2 separate regions of the Homo sapiens genome follow, and region 1 is linked to region 2. Evidence: read pairs that join two places in POLR2A ChIA-PET (ENCODE). Cell type or tissue: GM12878. All regions are shown on one strand. Region 1 overlaps TDRD3 (tudor domain containing 3). Region 2 overlaps TDRD3 (tudor domain containing 3).

Evidence for each region. Peaks named below come from ENCODE experiments on the same cell type or tissue, not always from the same donor. Only the 100,000 strongest peaks of a DNase experiment are listed, where the experiment ranks them.
Region 1: POLR2A ChIA-PET joins it to region 2 with 6 read pairs; 3 of 35 experiments call an interaction of 5 or more read pairs at or near these places.

Annotation. Positions count from the first base shown.
Region 1 is chr13:60,560,058-60,565,057 of GRCh38, forward strand. The region is part of intron 12 of TDRD3 (tudor domain containing 3); the gene reads left to right. Among named protein-coding and RNA genes, the nearest start is that of LINC00378, 110 kb to the right of the region's middle. In GM12878, no CTCF peak of the experiment used is centred here; no DNase peak of the experiment used is centred here.
Region 2 is chr13:60,491,870-60,496,869 of GRCh38, forward strand. TDRD3 (tudor domain containing 3) reads left to right here. Exons shown (of 14, transcript NM_001146070.2): 8 at 2,566-2,706. Among named protein-coding and RNA genes, the nearest start is that of TDRD3, 97 kb to the left of the region's middle. In GM12878, no CTCF peak of the experiment used is centred here; a DNase peak (open chromatin) is centred at 2,631.

The DNA of each region.
Region 1 (5,000 bases), 68 kb after region 2:
CAGGAATAACATTGACTGTAGAAAAAAGTTCCTGATAGAAAACTATGTGAAGCAAGAAATGGAAATATATACCGTATGATGCAATGAAAAGAACTTCAGGTGTACAGCCTAAAGGTCTCACTGAAGCATGGCCATTTACACAACTTTGAGCTAAGTACTCTGAGCCTTAGTTTTTTCATCTATAAAATGGTGAGATTAATTCAAAGCCTTATTGTAAGGATTAAATAAGATAACATGCAAAATGCCAGGCACACAATGGAATAAGCATTCATACTCCTTTTTGCTGTTTCAAGTTGTAAACTCATGTGTTTTCAAATGGAAGAGGATCCATAACTTTTATCATTTGGAATTTAATAAGGGTGACTTCTCTCCTACTGTCTTTTTTGTACTATATTCTGATTAAAATATGGATGCAGCTTTTTGATGTTTTCACTGAATTTTCACAAGTGCTTAACCTGCCAAAAATAGCTTATTTACATTATATTAATGTGTAGATCTTAGTGATGTTAGAGGAAGGACAATGATGAATAGTACTGTATTTGCTTCTAGTGTCATTTAAAAATTAGCTTTTCATTTATGTTAAAGTTCAGATGTCTTGTTTAGATTGTGCTTTACTAAGAAGAGCTTATAATAAAACCCTTGAGTTAGGTATTCAGATGATTTCATGATATCCTGTAGAATCATAAACAATTTTAATATAACTTTAGAAAATATAGTATTTAAAGAAAAAAGATTAGAACCACAATGGGATGTCCCACAGTCCTCCCGAAATTTTCTGTGATACTGGAATGAAAATATTATGTTATGTCAGCCATGCATTTTGAAACAGTTGTTTAGTGATAAGGTTTTGGATCTGATTTTTCTTTTGTCTTCAATTAGCATTTTTTTCTCTTCTGCCATAAAATGTTTTGTTTAAATAAAATGTGCTGGATGAGGTACATAAAAAGAGATTATCTTAGAGCTGCTCTGGAGGGATGGGAGACTATAATTCTTCAATATATTTTCTTCTAAAGGGGAATTGTTTTACTCAGAGCTTCAGAAACCAAGATAATCTGTTATAAAACTTACTATATTTGGTTATATATCATAATAATTTTCTCATATGTTAATGAAACCCGAGGGTTTTTTTCAATTTAGGTATATGAGGTGAGTTTTTAATTATAAAATGAGACATTTAATTTATAGGAGTCAAGTATAGGGTTTAAATTTTCTCTGTGATAGAAGGCAAAGGGAGAAAGGCTCTGAACTCAGAGCCAGAGGCCTGCATTCCAGTTCTGGCTCTTCCACTAGCTCATTTTATTAATCAAATCACTCCACCCAATTGGTTGTCAGTGAGTAGCAAAGGTTGAAGTAGGTTGGGTTTTTAATTTCTGTGGCTTGAGGGCTACAGAGGTTGAAGAAAGTGAGGAAGAGGAAGCCAAAGGGGTACTGCTCACAAATATGTAAAAACACCCACTTTAACCTAGGCCCATATATTTTATATAGGAATTCTACGTGAGATTTCATTTGAAACAAGAGTGCTGAATTTATCCTCAAAATAAATAATAAAAAAATATAAATCTGCTCTGTTAGATTTATCTCCAGTTCCCCTGCAGTTCTGAGATTTACGATACCTGTATTCCTTACCCTCATTACTGGGTACCACAGTGAGGGGCAGTCGGGCTTGTGAATCAGACCTGTGTTCTAGCCCAAGTAGTGGCACTAGTTACTTGAGCAAGTGATAGCCTCTTAGTTTGACTAACTGTTCTTTACAAAATCTTCCTGTTTTATAATCTGTGGTTCCAGGCTACTATGGGCCCAGGTTTTTTGTTGTTGTTGTTGTTGTTGTTGTTGTTGTTTGTAGTAGAACTACAAATATTAAAGTGGAATTTTTTTAAACAAGGATAATTGGTAAAGTTCAGTATTGATAATAATACATGACTCCCATGGGCACCAAGGTTGTCTGTAATCTTCATAGAGAATAAGAGCTGAGGCTGGGTGCAGTGGCTCATGCCTGTAATCCCAGCACTTTGAGAGGCCAAGGTGTGTGGATCACTTGAGATCAGGAGTTCGAGACCAGCCTGGCTAACATGGTGAAACCCCATCTCTACTGAAAATATAAAAAAATTATCTGGGTTTGGTGGTGCGTGCCTGTAATTCCAGCTACTCGGGAGGCTGAGACAGAAGAATAGCTTGAATCCAGGAGGTGGAGGTTGCAGCGAGCCAAGATTGCACCACTGCATTCCAGCCTGGGTGACACAGCAAGACTCAGTCTCCCTTCCCCCCACCCCCGGCAAAAAAAAAGAAAAGAAAAGCTGATTCAGCTTTCAATTTTTAGCTACTCTAATATAGAAGAATATTAGTATAGTTAATCTAAAAATAGACTTGTTTTTAAAGATATTTTAAGTTTTATTAAAGTCCATTACATGTTTTGGGAAAGCAGATTTGTCTTCATGATGATTGCTTAGGTTTTATATGAAAATCAGTTTACACTTCCATACATACAAGCTAAACACCTCAGGCAAAAGGTGGCTTGGAAATTCATAGAATAAGTGGTTCATGTATGAATCACTGAAGGAGATATGTACTCATTAACATTTCATGGTTCAAAATATCCTCAATTTCAAGGACTATTGCAGAGTACACTGAATTTCATATGCTGATGTATGTATTGTGACTACTATACAAATTCTGTTAAAAGAAACAAATGATTCAATTTTATTAAATTATACATAACATAGCTATTAGGTGACAGTATTAAGTTTTTCTAAGTTTTTATTTTTTTTTTCATTGAAGAGAATAATTGCCATTCCCATTTCCCACCTCCACCAACCAAATAATGTATCACTGGCTCTTCACAAAGTTATGACTTGGGAAAATGCTGAAGGAATGGTAATATAAGATAAAGTGGGCTAGGCATGGTGGCTCACACCTGTAATCCCAGAACTTTGAGAAGCCAAGGTGGGTGGATCACCTGAGGTCAGGAGCTCAAGACCAGCCTGGACAACATGATGAAACCCCATCTCTACAAAACTACAAAAATTAGCTAGGCATGATGGCTGGTACCTGTAATCCCAGTTGCTCAGGAGGCTGAGGGGGGAGAATCACTTGAACCTGGAAGGCGGAGGTTGCCTTGAGCCAAGATTGCACCATTGCACTCCAGCCTGGGTGACAGAGCAAGACTCCATATCAATTTAAAAAAAAAAAAAAAGGCAAGGCGATTCATTAAGTAAAAATGAACATATTGCTGGAGCTGAGGTAAGTATCTAAGTATTTTCAGCAAATAGAGCCCCCGCCAAATTTCTATAGAGAGTTGGGTCAGCATTTACATCTTAGGGGTAGAAGCAGAGGAAGAAATGTCCCAAATTTCCAAACTCAAACTTCCTGAGGTTAGAATTCTTTTCCAGGCTGCTCTGATACTTAGGAGTAGGAAGTGTCATTTGCCTAGCCTAGGGTTTCTCAACTTCAACACTGCTGGCATTAGGACTGGATAATTTTTTGTTGTGTGGGCTGTCCTGTGCATTGTAGGATATTTAGCAGCATCCTTGGCCTCTACCCATTAGAGGGAATAACAACTCCTTCCAGGGATTGGCTGATGCCCCCAGCCGAGGCAGATAGCTCTCACTTGAGAACTCTTTCCTTAAAGGACTGGTTTGTATGCTTAGCTGCATTTCACCTTACTATTTGTGGAACACAGAACCTGACTTCTATTTAAGTGTGTTTCATACTTCCTTCTGAAGTGTGTTCCAAGTGACCAATTTATGATGAACTTTTATAACACGGCTCATTTATAAATGGGGAATATGTAGTTTTGTCTGTGTTCTCACTCCAGATACAGTATACAGTAATGAGAGATTGAAGATGATATGCAGGAAAAACGCAGTTGTAACTTGTCAAACGCACATTATAGATGAAGTTGTGTATCTCCTTTTTGCATTGGTTTTTGTCTTTTGTTGTTTTCAAAATACCACTTCATTTATGTTTGGCGTCAATGATTATTGCGGTTTTGTATCTTTTCATTAAGAAGGAGCAATAAACTAGTAAATATTAGTATAAAAGCTCATATTGAGTATTAGTTATTTAGTTTTATAAAACCTATCTGATAACATGGGTGAGGTAAGCAAAAGTCTTTTTTTAATATTTGAAGAGATTTATTCTGAGTCAAATATGAGTGATCATGGCCCATGACACAGCCCTCAGGAGGTCCTAAGAAAAATGTGCCCAAGGTGGTCGGGATGCACCTTGGTTTTATATACTTTAGGGAGACGTGAGACTTCAATCAAATACATTTAAGAAATACATTGGTTTGGTCAAGGCGGGACAACTTGAAGCGGGGCTTCTAGCTTACAGGTAGATTTTAAAAGATTTTCTGGTGCCAAAATCTGAGTCCCAATAAAATGGTTCTGAATCTCAGAATCTTAGGCGAAGATGACATTGGACAGTTCCCGTTTATGAAAATTATTGCAGATCTTGTAAAGAATCTTGCCTGTGAGTCAGAAAGAAAATGGCCCTGGTTTGGACTCTTCCTCTAATTAGCTCTGTGACTTGGGAAAATCACTTCACCTCTCTTGGTTTATAGACTCATCTGTCGAATCTAGAAGGATGGATTAGATGGCCTTCCAGAACTGTGCCAGCTATAATGTAGTGTCAGATTTTTTAAAAAATGTTTGTAAACTATGAAATTAAAATTATTTTTTTGAGTTGTAAATCTCTTACAGAGTACTGAGACCTAAAGGAAGAAGATAGGCTAGAAGAGGAATAAAGTATAAATTTCATTCAAAGATGACTGAAAATAAACTGATCTATTAAATCAAGCTGTGTGTTAAATAAAGAGGAAAGAAGTACCCATTCTGTGCTAAAAATTACTAGCCATATACTATAAGAAGTGATTGTTATGGGTAACCAGATTTGCTCTCAACAGCTCTGCAGGATGAGTATTTAAAAGTTAAAAAGCACAGATTGTGACTCTGACAATACTGGAACTGAAAACCAAACTATCAGTATCTTTTTTTTTTTTTTTT
Region 2 (5,000 bases):
ATGTGTAAAATAGTGGTCTAGAAGATTAGGTATATGTGTGTGCTAGGGAAATATGGTAAGATTGCTAGACAGCATTAAGGCCCACTTGAGTTTCACAGTCATGATGATCTCATGGATGCCTAATTCATATAATATGAGCAAAAAGATGTGGCTCATAAAGGGCAACACCAGTTACCTTATGGGTAATATTTAGGTTGTGATGGTTCTAGATATTTATATGAGTGAGTAGTAACTATTTTAGAGCAGTAAAAAGCAACTCCGAAAATGCTGCTTATCCTATTCCTTAATCCATACAATGGAAAGAAAATTATAAGTAAATGCATCCAGAAGATGGGACTATTTCACTGGCACCAAAGGAAAAAACACTTTTGGAATTAGGGGATGTAAATTTTGGAAATATATTTAATTTGGAGCAGGTGAGATTCCAGACTTTTCAGGTAATTTTGTTCTAGTATATTAACCAAAATAGTAAATACCATCTGTTATTGAGTGTTTGCCATGTGCCAGCTACTGAGATAATCACTTCATATCAATGATGTCATTTAATTCTCCAAATATCCCAATGAGGTAGGTTTTCTAATCCCAGTTTTAAAGATGAAAAACCTGAGGCTCTGTGGAAGGTGGAAGTTAAGTGACTTGCCTGAAGGCTAAAGATAGTGGCTGGGCCAAGATAAGTCCCAGCCTTGTCTAGTTACAAAGCCTATGTGCTTAACTGTGCTACCTTGCCTCCTAGTCTAATAAATTTTGTATCACATTAATAAATACGTTTTTCTAGTTATACAAGTAATGACTATGAAGGCATTTCAAATATTTTTTTTTTTGCTGGGATTCCATAAACCCAAAATTGAATGAATCTAGTAATGAATCCTTGGTAATTGAAGATGTGGTTTTAATTTTGATTTGAGTTAAATGTAAATACTGTAGTTTATCAGCTACCTAATAGAGATGCTTAATATGTTATCCATTAGTGCTCATCCAACATTTTAAAAAAGTTTTCATGTATACTTCTTTGTATTTTCTTCCGTTTCAAATAATTTTCTTTCTTTTCTTTTTTTTTTTTTTTTTTTGAGACGGAGTCTCGCTGTATCTCCCAGGTTGGAGTGCAGTGGCGCGATCTCGGCTCACTGCAAGCTCCGCCTCCCAGGTTCATGCCATTCTCCTGCCTCAGCCTCCCAAGTAGCTGGGACTACAGGCGCCCGCCAACATGCCCGGCTAATTTTTTGTATTTTTAGTAGAAACGGGGTTTCACCGTGTTAGCCAAGATGGTCTCGATCTCCTGACCTCGTGATCCACCCGTCTCGGCCTCCCAAAGTGCTAGGATTACAGGCGTGAGCCACCGCGCCCGGCCTCAAATAATTTTCTAATGTTATTGTATTATATATAATTTATATGTAAGATGTTTCCTTACTGTAATCATTTTAAAACATATTTTAAAATATTGGTCATTGTCTCTAATAAAAATTGTTTTAGCTTCTTCTTTTATTATATCCATGAGAACTATAAAAATATTTGCCAGGCATGGTGGCTCATGCCTGTAACTTCAGCACTTTGGGAGGGCAAGGTGGATAGATCATCTCAGGTCAGGAGTTCGAGACCAGCCTGGCCAACATGGTGAAACCCCATCTCTACTAAAAATACAAAAATTAGCCGGGTGGTAGTGGCACATACCTGTAATCCCAGCTACTGAGGAGGCTGAGACAGGATAATCACTTGAGCCTGGGAGGTGGAGGTTGTAGTGAGCTGAGATTGCACCACTGCACTCCAGTCTAGGTGACAGAAAGACCCTGTCTCAAAAAACAAAAACAAAATCTATAAAAATATTGTTTAACCAAATGTTTCATACTGTACAGGTAACAACTGGCGATGCTTTTCAGTTATGAAGTTGTGTCTTTCAAAACCAATATTATTTATGTCCTAATCTTTTCCTAATAGTTTTGAAAAACAAATATAAGATAAAATCAAATTTTCAAATTTAATGTCACATATATATTTATTCAAAAAAGACAGGCCAAATAAGAAATACAGACTTAAAAGCTTTTATATGCAGTCGGTAAGAAATGACATATTACATGATTAATGAAAATAATAAATTAGTAATGAGAGTTTCAATCTAATGTTCAAACTTGTTTACTAAGATTATGCAATCATAATACTGAACTATGGACATAATTTTAATGATTCAAGATAACCTTGCCTGGTAGCTGGATTTAGAACCCAACTCTCAAGGCAGTAGTCAAGTATTTTACCCTAAAATCATTTTAACAAGTAGTCTTCATAATGCTTGTAGTATTTTCTTCTCTATAGTTGTACACTCATTTTCATGACTTCCCTTTTATTCACAAATCATGTAATTATTTTTATTGCCTGGCCTGGATTTGTGAATAAGAGATTGTGACTAGTAGATATTTTTGCTATTCAAAAGGAGTAAGTTAATATTTTATTTTTTCATGTAAAACATAATTAGGAAACTTAATTACTTCAGTTGTTTTTAGTCATAGCTTAGTTTTTAGAACTATTTTTAAATGCTGTCTACATACCTCTCTTTTATCTTTCTCTTATGTAAAGACCAAGACATTTGGAGGAGGTGGTGGTGGTGCTAGAAGTAATCTCAATATGAATGCTGCTGGTAACCGAAATAGGGAAGTTTTACAGAAAGAAAAGTCAACCAAATCAGAGGGAAAACATGAAGGTGTCTATAGAGAACTGGTAAGGCTAAAGAACTAACCACAAATTTAAAGTGTTATTTCTTAAAATGATTCTTTTATTCTTTCTTACCACCACCACTGGCTTTGTGCAATGTATTATGGATAGATGTTATAACTCTTGAAGGCTTTCATTAAGGATTACAATTAAATCATTAAAAATTTGGATTGTTTGAAAAATAATTTACTTAAAACTTCTATCTCACTTAAATTACTAATGTCCTAATAATATATTTTGGAATGGATTGATAAAAAGCCATCAAAAGATGATGCATCAAAAACATACATTTTTCTGTGCTTCCCCACCTTCCCCACATCTTTTGTCAAATTTTGTCTAAAGTGATTTTGTTTTGTTTTCTACTGCTCTTTGGGAAGAATATTGTGAAACAAGCATATGTATTATGTGGACCCAATTGCAAAATATTCTTGAATTTTTAAGATAAATGAGTGGAGTCAAACATATTTCTGGCATGCTGTAGTGTTCTCAGATCTAAGGATGTTTGCAAAAATTCATTTTCCTCTCCCTTTAGAGGTTGAATGACTTTGGTTGATTTTTGTCTTTAGGGTACAGAATATCCCAAAACAGCTTAAACCATGGAGGTTTATTATTTCATATAACAAGAAGTTCAGAAGTAGATGGTTACAAGTGTTGGTAAATTCAGCAGTATAACAATATTAGGGCATTTGTGGGTATTTCCATGATTTCTTGGCTTTCTCCTTAGTGTTATGTAACTGCTCAATGGATTCACCTTACCCACTGCCTAAATAAAGCTGATTTATCAAGACAGGGGAATTGCAATAGAGAAAGAGTAATTCATGCAGAGCCAGCTATCGTGAGAGACTGGAGTTTTATTATACTCAAATCCATCTCAGTGATCATTCAGGAATCAGAGGTATTTTTTTTTTTTTGAGATGGCATTTCACTCTTGTTGCCCAGGCTGGAGTGCAATGGCTCAATCTTGGCTCACTGCAGCCTCTGCCTCCTGGGTTCAAGTGATTCTCCTCTCTCAGCCTCTTGAGTAGCTGGGATTATAGGCACCTGCCACCACACCCAGCTAATTTTTTGCATTTTTAGTAGAGACAGGGTTTCACTATATTAGTGAAACTGGTCTCGAACTCCTGACCTCAGATGATCCACCCGCTTCTTCGGCCTCCCAAGGTGCTGGGATTACAGGCGTGAGCCACCATGCCCGGTGGGATAAAAGTTTTTAAGGACAAGTTGGTGGGTGGGGGAAGCCAGTGAGCCAAGAACACTGATCTTAGGAGCAGTTTGTGGAGGGTCAGAATCTTGTAGCCTCCAGCTGCATAACTCTTAAACCATAGTTTCTAATCTTGTGGCCGTGATGGCTAATATGGAGTGTCAACTTGATTGGATTGAAGAATACAAAGTATTGATCCTGAGTGTGTCTGTGAGGGTGTTGCCAAAGGAGATTAACATTTGAATCAGTGACTTGGGAAAGGCAGACCCACCCTTAATCTGGGTGAGCACAATCTAGTCACCTGCCAGTATGGCTACAATATAAACAGGTAGAAAAATGTGAAAAGACAGACTGGCCTAGGCTCCCAGCCTACATCTTTATCCTGTGCTGGATGCTTCCTAACCTCAAACATCAGACTCCAAGTTCTTCAGTTTTGGAACTTGGACTGGCTCTCCTTGCTCCGTAGCCTGCAGATGGTCTATTGTGGGACCTTGTGAGTTAATACTTAACAAACTCCCATATATATATATATATATATATATATATATATATATATATATATATATATATATATCCTCTAAAGTTTTGTCCCTCTAAAGAACCCTAATACAGATTTTGGTACCAGGAGTGGTTCTAGAGGAACAAAATATTAAGGATGTATTTGTTTCGTTAGATTTGGGATTTTTGGAGTTGGCTGCTTAATATGATTAGATCCAAAACTGCTATGGACTCTACTTCTAATAGTGTGGAGAACACTGATAGTCCTTCACATGAACTTTTTAGAGAGTTATGCAAAATAAATGCATTTACTGTTTTTGATTCATCACTCATGAGAGGCAAGGAGTTTAGTGACTCTATACATAATACCTTTGACCATATGTGGAGAACCAAGGAACATAATGAAGCTGGTTGGTTGCTTCTAAGTTTGGTGGACAAAGTGATGAAAGAAAATGATGAACTCAGGCATCCTATCTCCTGGCTTCAGAAGCAGATACTGAGCCTCAAATCTGCTAAGATTGCCCTGAGTAAGAGTCTTATTGTTACTGGAGGGTCCTTGTTCTTAGAGCTCCCAAGATGGTGGTGGGCTGCTTCCAAGATG